2 separate regions of the Mus musculus genome follow, and region 1 is linked to region 2. Evidence: chromatin contacts called from ENCODE POLR2A ChIA-PET data. All regions are on one chromosome and are shown on one strand. Each heading gives the region's core, a stretch centred on a gene start or an enhancer-like site at or near the end of the contact. The rest is flanking DNA. Distances are from core to core; before and after follow the strand shown. Region 1 has its middle 45 kb from the start of Gm32234. Region 2 holds the start of Gtf3c6 (general transcription factor IIIC, polypeptide 6, alpha).

Evidence for each region. ChIA-PET counts read pairs that join two places held with the same protein, here RNA polymerase II (POLR2A).
Region 1: POLR2A ChIA-PET joins it to region 2 with 21 read pairs in embryonic stem cell. The contact joins the enhancer-like site here to the promoter of Gtf3c6 in region 2. POLR2A ChIA-PET finds 5 or more read pairs at or near these places in 4 of 5 experiments (Patski and embryonic stem cell).

Annotation. Positions count from the first base shown.
Region 1 is chr10:40,497,012-40,501,782 of GRCm38, forward strand. No RefSeq gene overlaps it. Among named protein-coding and RNA genes, the nearest start is that of Gm32234, 45 kb to the left of the region's middle. Within about 2 kb of position 2,979, at least 3 of the 3 ENCODE cell types and tissues checked have a DNase peak (open chromatin) inside an H3K27ac peak, as active enhancers do.
Region 2 is chr10:40,255,030-40,259,461 of GRCm38, forward strand. Gtf3c6 (general transcription factor IIIC, polypeptide 6, alpha) reads right to left here and starts at 2,683. Exons shown (of 6, transcript NM_026113.5): 1 at 2,550-2,683; 2 at 2,184-2,264. The coding sequence starts at 2,630. It overlaps Rnu3a (U3A small nuclear RNA), which reads left to right and starts at 3,439; the gene lies at 3,439-3,650.

The sequences.
Region 1 (4,771 bases), core at 1,729-4,228, 240 kb after region 2:
GAGATTCATTTCCTCAGTCTCTGATCTAAAAAGAGAACTGTGTAGGGGGTCAGGGAGCAGGGGAGGGTCCAAGGAAGAGAGTCTCAGACCATCTGGATCACCTGTGCTGATGCCTCAGGCTCCCCTTTGCTTCAAAGTCACTGGAGGCAGAATGTCACTAAAGCTGTTGATGCTGGGGAACTGAGTTCATTGTCCGCTCTGCCCTTTCAAGTCTGTCGTAGACAATGACCTCCACATGCCCTTCTGTTTATTAAAGGCATAACTGGAAGCCAGTCACCCACCTCTCACGTATCTTAGAAAACGTCATGCAGGCTGAGGGGCTGCTCCTCAGGAGGGCATTGTCTCTGTGCCACCCAGAGCCCTGATATCAGGCATCAGGATGCAGGGTGGGGTCCCTTCCCTTCAGTTTCTCACCAAGGTCTGGTCTGCCAAGCAAAGACAGGGACAGAATTGCAGGTTGGCAGTTAGCACAAAGAGTCAGTTCACAAACTCATTTGGTCACACTCCTAGCACGGACTCCAGGCTGGACTCATGTCATAGAGTTGTTTGTTTGCTTCTCAACCCTGAGGCTCTAGACACACTTCTCAAAAATAACAGACAACTCTTAGGGCCTGGCACTTTTAGACACTCTGAAGAATGGTAACAGTAGCAACACGTTGAGGGAAACCCTTTTTCACCAGGACTCTTTCCTGCACACATTTAACCTCTCCCACCATCTGTCTTGTGGACTATTGCGGTTTTGTTAGTTGCTTAATTTCTGTTTTTAAAGCTGTTTAAAAACGTTTCTCTCTTCTCACAGAACCCTGACTTGTAAATGTCTTCCTATTTGCCTTGTGTTCCTCTCCAGTTGCAGACCCTAATGCTGTTTCCCTTTGCCTAACAGGAAACAGAGATTGGCATGCACTTCCGTTTGCCAGCCAGGGTGCACCTGGCCAACAGGCGGGTCTGTGCAGTACTGCATATTATCATTAATATTATTTAACTGTTGCCAGGAGAGTCAGAGAGAAAGGAAGGCATCCCTCGCGGCACACACACCACGGTGCCACACGGATGCTTGGTATCAACCCCATCTCTTTACTCTGTTCACCTGGAACAGGAATTATTCTCTCTCTCTCTCCTTCTCCCTCTCCCTCTCCCTCTCCCTCTCCCTCTCTCTCTCTCTCTCTCTCTCTCTCTCTCTCTCTCTCTCTCTCTCTCTCCTCTCCCTCCTCTCCCTCCTCTCTCCTTCTCTCCTTCTCTCCTCTCTCTCCCCTCTTCTTCCCTTCTCCCCCTCTCTCTCTCCTCCCCCCCCCCATCTATCTTCATCCTGGAGACAGAATGTCCATGCAGTCCTACCTACCCTTAGTTACACCCCACCGCCCACATACATCATCGCTCCTTGCTGCCCTCTGTGCTGCAGATGATGTGCTATGCATATCTCAGGTTTGAACGCTGGCTCTCGTTGTCATGGGTCCTTATCCCGTGTTCTGGGAGATGGATGCATGTGTCCCCCCTTCACTGTTACCAACACTGAACATTACTGTGTGCAGAAGGTCTGGTAGACACTCATGAGTTAAAAAACAATGTCAACTTCTTTCTGTTATCAAAATTTGTTATAGTTTTTTATATCTCCTTGGTGACTAGTCTGTAATAACATGATAACAGAGCATACCAGTCTCCACAATTAGATGCTCAATAAACTCCTGAAATTTTAATTTTCCTCTCGTTGTGGTGGCACACAGGAAGCTGTTGAGTGAGAAACACTATTAGTCTGAGGCTAGCCTGAGCTATACAGTAGAACCCCTTTTTAAACAAAGACACCATTTCAGTTGCCCCCTCCCCCAACTCATTTGAACACAGGAATTAGTCATGGCTTCGAAGAACATTAGTTTTGAGCTTTCTTTCTAAAAAATTGTTGCATACGGATGTTTTGCCCCATGTATGTGTGTGCACCATGTGTGTGCTTGGTACCTGCAGAGGTCAGAAGAGGCTATCAGATTCCATGGAACTGGAATTACAGATGGTTGTGGGGTACCATGTGGGCGCTGGGAACTGAACCTAGGCTGTCTGAAAGAGCAGTCAGTGGACTTCACTGCTGAGCATCTCCATAGCCACCGGTGGGCTCTTTCTTTTATATGTACTAAAATAAATAAATAAATAAATAAATAAATAAATAAATAAATAAATTAAGTTGTGTGTGTGTGTGTGTGTGTGTGTGTGTGTATGCAGGCACAAGTGCCTGCAAGGACCAGAAGAGGGCATCAGGCCTCCTGGGGCTGGGTTAACAGGGGCGTGAGCAGCCTGAAGTGGGCCCTGGGAACTGAACTTAAGTCTTCTGCTAGAATGGAATATGCTCCACCCTTTCAAGCCATCTCTCCAGCCTAAAGAAGTCGCTATCATTTTCCTGTCCACGTGACGAGGCAGGGACCTATCAACGGGCAGAAGACCTGTCAGCCAGCTGTGCCTGCTCCCGCATGTCTCACCCCAGTGAAGCTTTTTTCCCAGGGTCAAAAAGCTCACAGAGTCTGAAGGCTCCTTCACCTGCCACAGGGTCAGTGTACGGTCTGCTATATATGTTTGGAATCCGTCCCTCATCGCTGAACAGAAAGTGTGTTTTATCATCAGACGCCTCCTCCTGACCCAGTTTCACAACCTTCCTCTTTCAGACTTTGCCTAAGTGAATTCTTTCAACAAATATACAAGTTAAAAAAGAAGTTAAAAAACCACCGTGTGCATGGTGGGGTCAGCTCTATTTTACATATACATGGTGCAGGTTACCCCAGGTGGACCTTACAGGGGCTCCTTCTGCCCAAGGAGTGGGCCTAGCACTGGCCAGCCACTGTCAGCTGCAGAGGGACAGGGCAGGGCAGGGCAGGGTAAGAGAGGCACTGAGCTGCTGAGCACACGGGAGGGAGAAGGAACCCCAGACCCTGCCGACTGCCTGAACACTCTGCACAAACACAAGTTCCGCTCCTTTGTGCTGCCCTGGAGTGTTTGCCAGCTCCCAGGTCACGTTGCAGGGGACCATGTGGTCTTGCAATGAAAGGCCCTATTGTGACCACTGGTCAACAAGGCAGGGCAAAGTCTGCCCTTGCAGCAAAACCAGGAACCTCCCCACTTTTACGTGCTGAGAAGAGTGTGTTTCGTATTGTGTAGATGGGGGTGGGGGCAGTTCCTTTAGAAAAACAAAAAAACAGAACAAAAGCCAGACCGAGGAGAGAGATACTTATCTGGTCATCGGCTCCTGCCCCAGTGGTTTTAAATAACTCAAGCAGTGGGCTTACTGTTCCCATTGCCTATTCCTCGTATCCCGCATCTTTCTGTTACTGCTGACATTGTCCTTTTCACGAACTTCCTCTCACGCTAGCCCTGAGCTCCTGTCGGGAATTCTCACTCATCAAGAGATGGCAGACTGTTAAAAAATATGTAGATATATTCAATAAATATTCTGTTCACATGCACAGAGACATGGAAGAGCTTTTAATACAGAGCTTCAACTGGTTTGGAACAGTTGTTATAGACAAATGCTGTGTAGTAGGCAGAGTGTTCATCGAAAATATGAGTTATTGTTGAGTGTGGTGGTGTATGCTTATAATGTGAAATCTCGGGAGGGAAACTGAGGCAGGAGCATCGGGGAATGCAGGGTGAGATCCTGTCTCAAAAAATAAAAAAGAAGCTGGGCGTGGTGGCGCACGCCTTTAATCCCAGCACTGGGGAGGCAGAGGCAGGCGGATTTCTGAGTTCGAGGCCAGCCTGGTCTACAAAGTGAGTTCCAGGACAGCCAGGCGATACAGAGAAACACTGTCTCAAAAAAAAAAAAAAAAGAACAAAACCCCACAAAGAAACAAGAAATAGCAACAAGAGCTTGGGCTTCTGTGGGTAAATTAGTCTGAGTGCTGACTGGGTGCGGCAGCACACCCAGCTGGCTCCCAGTTTCCTTGTCTATGAGATAACACACAGGCTCACAGGGGTCCTTGATGCTCAGCTCCAGCCACAGCTTTGCTGTCTGACTCATGCTGGTGCGTCAGTTCCATGATATCCAATTATTCTGGAATGGGCCGGGGTAGTTGCTATCCACAGGGACTGGAAGCATCCACCTTTTCAATGGAGCAACATCAGTAGAGGCTGACATCACCGAGAGTGTAGACCACAGTAAGTATTGGAATGCAGAAGAGAGGGAGACCGGGAGAGCAACAGATGCCATTTTCACCATAACATGCAGGATTCAAATTCTCCAAAGTGTTTCTTATCTCTCCAAACAATTCCCATCTGAAGTCAACAGACCAGGGCAAATTACTTTCTTCTGCCTCAGTTTCTCCATGGCGAATGGATGATAAGGATTTATGTATCTCTGAAATCCAGCTAAACGCTAGTATACACAACTCTAGACACTTCAAGAAGTAACCACTAGGACTTGGTTCTGAAATAAAACACTGGACAAAATGTTCTGGTTTTCCTTCGAGACAGGCTGGTCCTGAGCTTGTGAGTTCAAATAATCTCGCTATCTTGGCTACAGACTGCCAGATACTAGAGGCACATGCCACGCAAATAAAATGTTTAAATCAATGATGCGCAGCCCCAGGACCACAGACAGCAGAGGTAGTGAGATCATGACTCTTATGAGTACCCCTGCTTAATCCATAGAGACTTTCTGGCTGGGGGAGGCTTCTGTGACAGGCTCAGAGTCACTGGGTTAATGGAGGTCAGACGGTCAGAAGGACTTGAGCTTGTAACTTCCCTGGCCAGTTCCCGAGAGGGATTCAAGTAGAGCCAGATAATCCAGTAGATTATC
Region 2 (4,432 bases), core at 1,433-3,932:
CACAGAGAAACCCTGTCTCGAAAACAACAACAACAACAACAAAAGCCCTTGGAACTGGGCAGTGAAGGACATATCTTTAATCCCAGCACTTGGGAGGCAGAGGCAGGCAGCTCTCTGTGAGTTCAAGGCCAGCCTGGTCTACAGAGCTAGCTCTAGAACAGCCAGGGCTACACAGAGAAACTCTGTCTCAAAAAACAAAAACAAAACAAAATAGAAAATGCCCTTGTGAGGTCATCCTGGTCTACATAGTGAGTTATAGGACAGCCAGGGAAACACAGAGAAACCCTGTCTTGGAAAACCCAATTAAAAAAAAAAAAGAAAGAAAGAAAAAAAGAAAGAAAGAAAGGAAGGAAGGAAGAGAGAGAGACAGACAGACACCCGGCGTGGTAGTGCACGCTTTGATCCCAGCACTCGGGAGGCAGAGGCAGGTGGATTTCTGAGTTCGAGGCCAGCCTGGTCTACAAAGTGAGTTCCAAGACAGCCAGGGCTATACAGAGAAACTCGGTGTCAAAAAAAACAAACAAAAAAAAAAAATGCACCTTGGACTAGGTGTGATGGGCCATGCCTTTCACACTTGGAAGGCAAAGAGGCAGACCATCCGTGAGTCTGACACAAGGCTGGCCTCAGCTCACTGAGATATGCCTGTTTGCACTTCCTATGCATTGGGTGGGATTAAGAGTATGTCCATGCTGGAGAGATGGCTCAGTGGTTAGGAGCACTGACTGCTCTTCCAAAGGTCCTGAGTTCAAATCCCAGAAACCACAAGGTGGCTCACAACCACCCATAATGAAATCTGACACCCTCTTCTGGTGTGTTTGAAGACAGCTACGGTGTACTTATTTATAATAATAAATCTTTAGGCCAGAGCAAGCAGGGTTGACCAGAGTGAGCAGAGGTCCTAAATTCAATTCCCAACAACCACATGAAGGCTCACAACCATCTGTACAACTACAGTATACTCATATACATAAAATAAATAAATAAATCTTTAAAAAAAATGTCCACCATGCCTGAGTGGACTTTCTGTTGTCGTTTTGAGACGGGGTCTCTCTGTGGGTCTGTCTGTCTGTCTTAGAACTTGCTATGTACACCACACTACTCATCTCTGATTGGCATGTTGGGGTAAGTGGCAGAAATTAACCTGTTTAAATATTTGAAGCCAAGGATTTTGCCCAAAAATTTTGATAACAGCTTTATCCCCCATCCCTACCCCCATCCCCCAAAGACAGGGTTTCTCTGTGTAACAGCCCTGACTGTCCTGGGACTCACTCTGCAGACCAAGCAGGCCTCAAACTTAAGAGATCCGTTTGCCTCTGCCTCATGAGTGCTGGGATTAAAGGTATGTATCATCATCAGGCAATAACGTAATATTTTAAACTGTGTCTTCTCCAGGCATTTTGAAGACAGGGCTTTCTGTAGATCAAGGTGGCCTAGAACTTACTATATCATTAAGGATGACAATGAGCCAGGCGGTGGTGGCGCACGCCTTTAATCCCAGCACTTGGGAGGCAGAGGTAGGCAGATTTCTGAGTTCGAGGCCAGCCTGGTCTACAAAGTGAGTTCCAGGGCATTCCGGGGAGTTGGGGGGTAGGATGACAATGAACTTCGGATCCGCCTGCCTTGGGCTCTCCAGTGCCGGCATTACAGGTGTGCACCAGGACAGCCTGCTCTCATGCTATTTTTTCCTAATTGGCTTGTGAGGAGTGAGCCAAAGACACACCAAAGGCATGGTGAAGCAGGTGACATGGGTACTTGGTGACCGGCCGGGCAACACTGCATACATATCCACACTTAGACCAGAGTCTGCGTCCAGACTAGTACACTCAACTGTGGTACTATTGGAGGATAGAACTGAGGCCACGCCCACTACAAGGAAGGCAGGCACTGCTTAACAGCATGGATTAGGCTTTGTCCTGAAAGTCCCCCAGAAGTTTCATACAAGGTGTTTTGCTCTTTCTCTCCAGCCACACATTCAGACAGTGAAGAAGAAGCAGTCAGGCATTTTCTCTGCTCCCATAGAATCCCTCCCTTGTAACCTACTCTTCTGGTATGAGCCTGGAGCGTTTGATCACTGCTTTGTAAGGTGGGATGAACGTCTCTCTCTTTGTGGACAAGCATATCACCTTTTAGTCTTGTTTTAACTTTAAGAAAATCTACAACATTCCCCGAATTCTAAGACTCACCAAAATCTTGCATTTATTTTCACATTTGGAGAGAAAGTCTGAATCAATGATTCCTGACAATTCTACCAGAACAAACTGCTCCTGGTGGAAGAAAGCAAAGTTAATAAGGTAGACAAGGGGCAGTAAATAAGAAATGCCCCAAATTTCTCTGTGAAAACTCGATCCAGTTTCTGGTGGAAACCGATTCTTTCTAGAATGGGTAAACCAGAACTGAAGCTAGCCCTCCACGGCTTCTCGGGCTTCGGAAAGCCAGCGAGCTGTCTACCGGCCTCCCTCCCTCCGTCCGCATCCCAGACTCCCTTCCCCACCCAGGGGTGGCTCAACCAAGACCGCCCGCGCCGCAGGCCTCTGACCCTCGCTTACAACCTCCTCTAGCTCCTCTTCCTCCTCCTCCAAGTCCTCCCAAATGGGATCCACTGCCGCCGCCATAGCGTTCGGAGACGCCATCACTGGCCACGCCCCCTGTGGATGCCATTTTGGATACGGGCAGCGGCGTCCGGCTTCCGGCCAGAAAGCAAGATGGCGACGCCAGGCTTCCGTAAGTGGGTCCCACGTGGAGACTCGACACGCTCCGAGCTTCGGGAATTTAGGGTATTTAGCCCCACTTTGAAGAACGTGGCTCATAGAGCTCAGGCTACACTGAACTCAGTAAGTAGCTGAGGATGAGCGTAATCAACTGCCTCCACTATAAAACAAAACCTCACGTTTATTGTCTGCCGAAGGAGACTAGAGGATCAATGGTGGCCTCCACTTTTCATCCCAACATCTAAGGACGCGGGAGGGAGAGGATTAATGCAAATTCTAGGCCAGAGTGGCTACTTAGTTAACACAAACCCAGCAGTGACGCTACTGGGACAGGGTGGAATTCAGACCGCAGAGGACACAAATCAACACCCATCTTAAGTAAAACGCAGCCTGAGGAGCCGCACCCACCCTTTAAAACTGGTCCGGAAGTGATTTTCTTAGGATGACTGAAGACACTGGCGTGTGATTGGCTATTATCCTCAATATGTTAATTATGAACTTGATTCTGAGTTAGTTTACAAGTCATAAGTATTCAGAATGAGTTTTTGTTTTTGTTTTTTTTTTTTGCAAAATAATATACGAACACAGCTTCGAAAGTGCATGTGTATGGTATTCCTTAGGAGAATATTACGGGGTTTTCGCGGGGGGGGGGGGGCGGGTGGGGAATGTCACCATTAGTTAAAAATGTGCTGTCAGAGGTGGCCTCGCGGCGGCTGGCAACGCTAAACTAAGACTATACTTTCAGGGATCATTTCTATAGTTTGTTACTAGAGAAGTTTCTCTGACTGTGTAGAGCACCCGAAACCACGAGGAGGAGACAGAGTGTCCTTTCCTGAGCGTGAAGCCGGCTTTTAGTGCTGCATTTTGCAACTGCTATCTGCCATTGATGATCGTTCTCAACTCTCTTGAGGGTTGAGAGGGAGAGGACACAGTCTGAGTGGTTTCTTTTATATTTAGTTGAAAGTTAGAGTAGATGCTTTGGTCCTGAGCTACTAAATGGATATCTTTCCTCTTGTATTTTACATGGCTTATACTGTGTAGCCCGGTCATTCCTCTCTGTATGGTCCCAGACGACCTCCAACTCAAGTTCTGCTTTCTGCCTGCCTCAGCCTCCTAAGTGCTGGGGTTTAGGGTGTTCACTACAGCCTGGCTGACCTGCCTTTCTTGTTCTTAGTATGAATGTAGTTATAATGTTCACGAGACCATTAACTGCAAGAAAAATTTTAAGTGCTTATGAACAACAAAACAGGAAAGAATTTTGTCCTATTAGTAGTTGTGTGTGAAGTAAACTTAGGTCTTCTGCAAGCATGACTGAAGCTCCTTGCAGAGGAAAAAAAAATCTATGAGGAAGGCTATTAACCTGAACTAGTAAATAAAGAATATTAAATGTGATAGTGGTCGCAATATTAAGACACTGCCACTAGGAGGCGACAAGTGATTTAACAATCTGCTCCTTCTTGCTCTTTTACTTGGAAAACTTATATGAGAATTTTTATTTTCTCCTTTTTGTTGTTGTTGTTGTTGTTGTTTTAGTTTTTCGAGAGGGTTTCTCTATGTAACAGTCCTGGCTGTCTTGAAACTCGTTTTGTAGACCAAGCTTTCCTCGAGCTTACAGAGAGCTTCCTGCCTCTGCTGGAATTAAAGGTATACACCACCATACCAGGCTTAAAAATATGTTTTATAGCAGAGTTCTTGTAAAAGAGCCTTTAGAGGTAACATCTTGT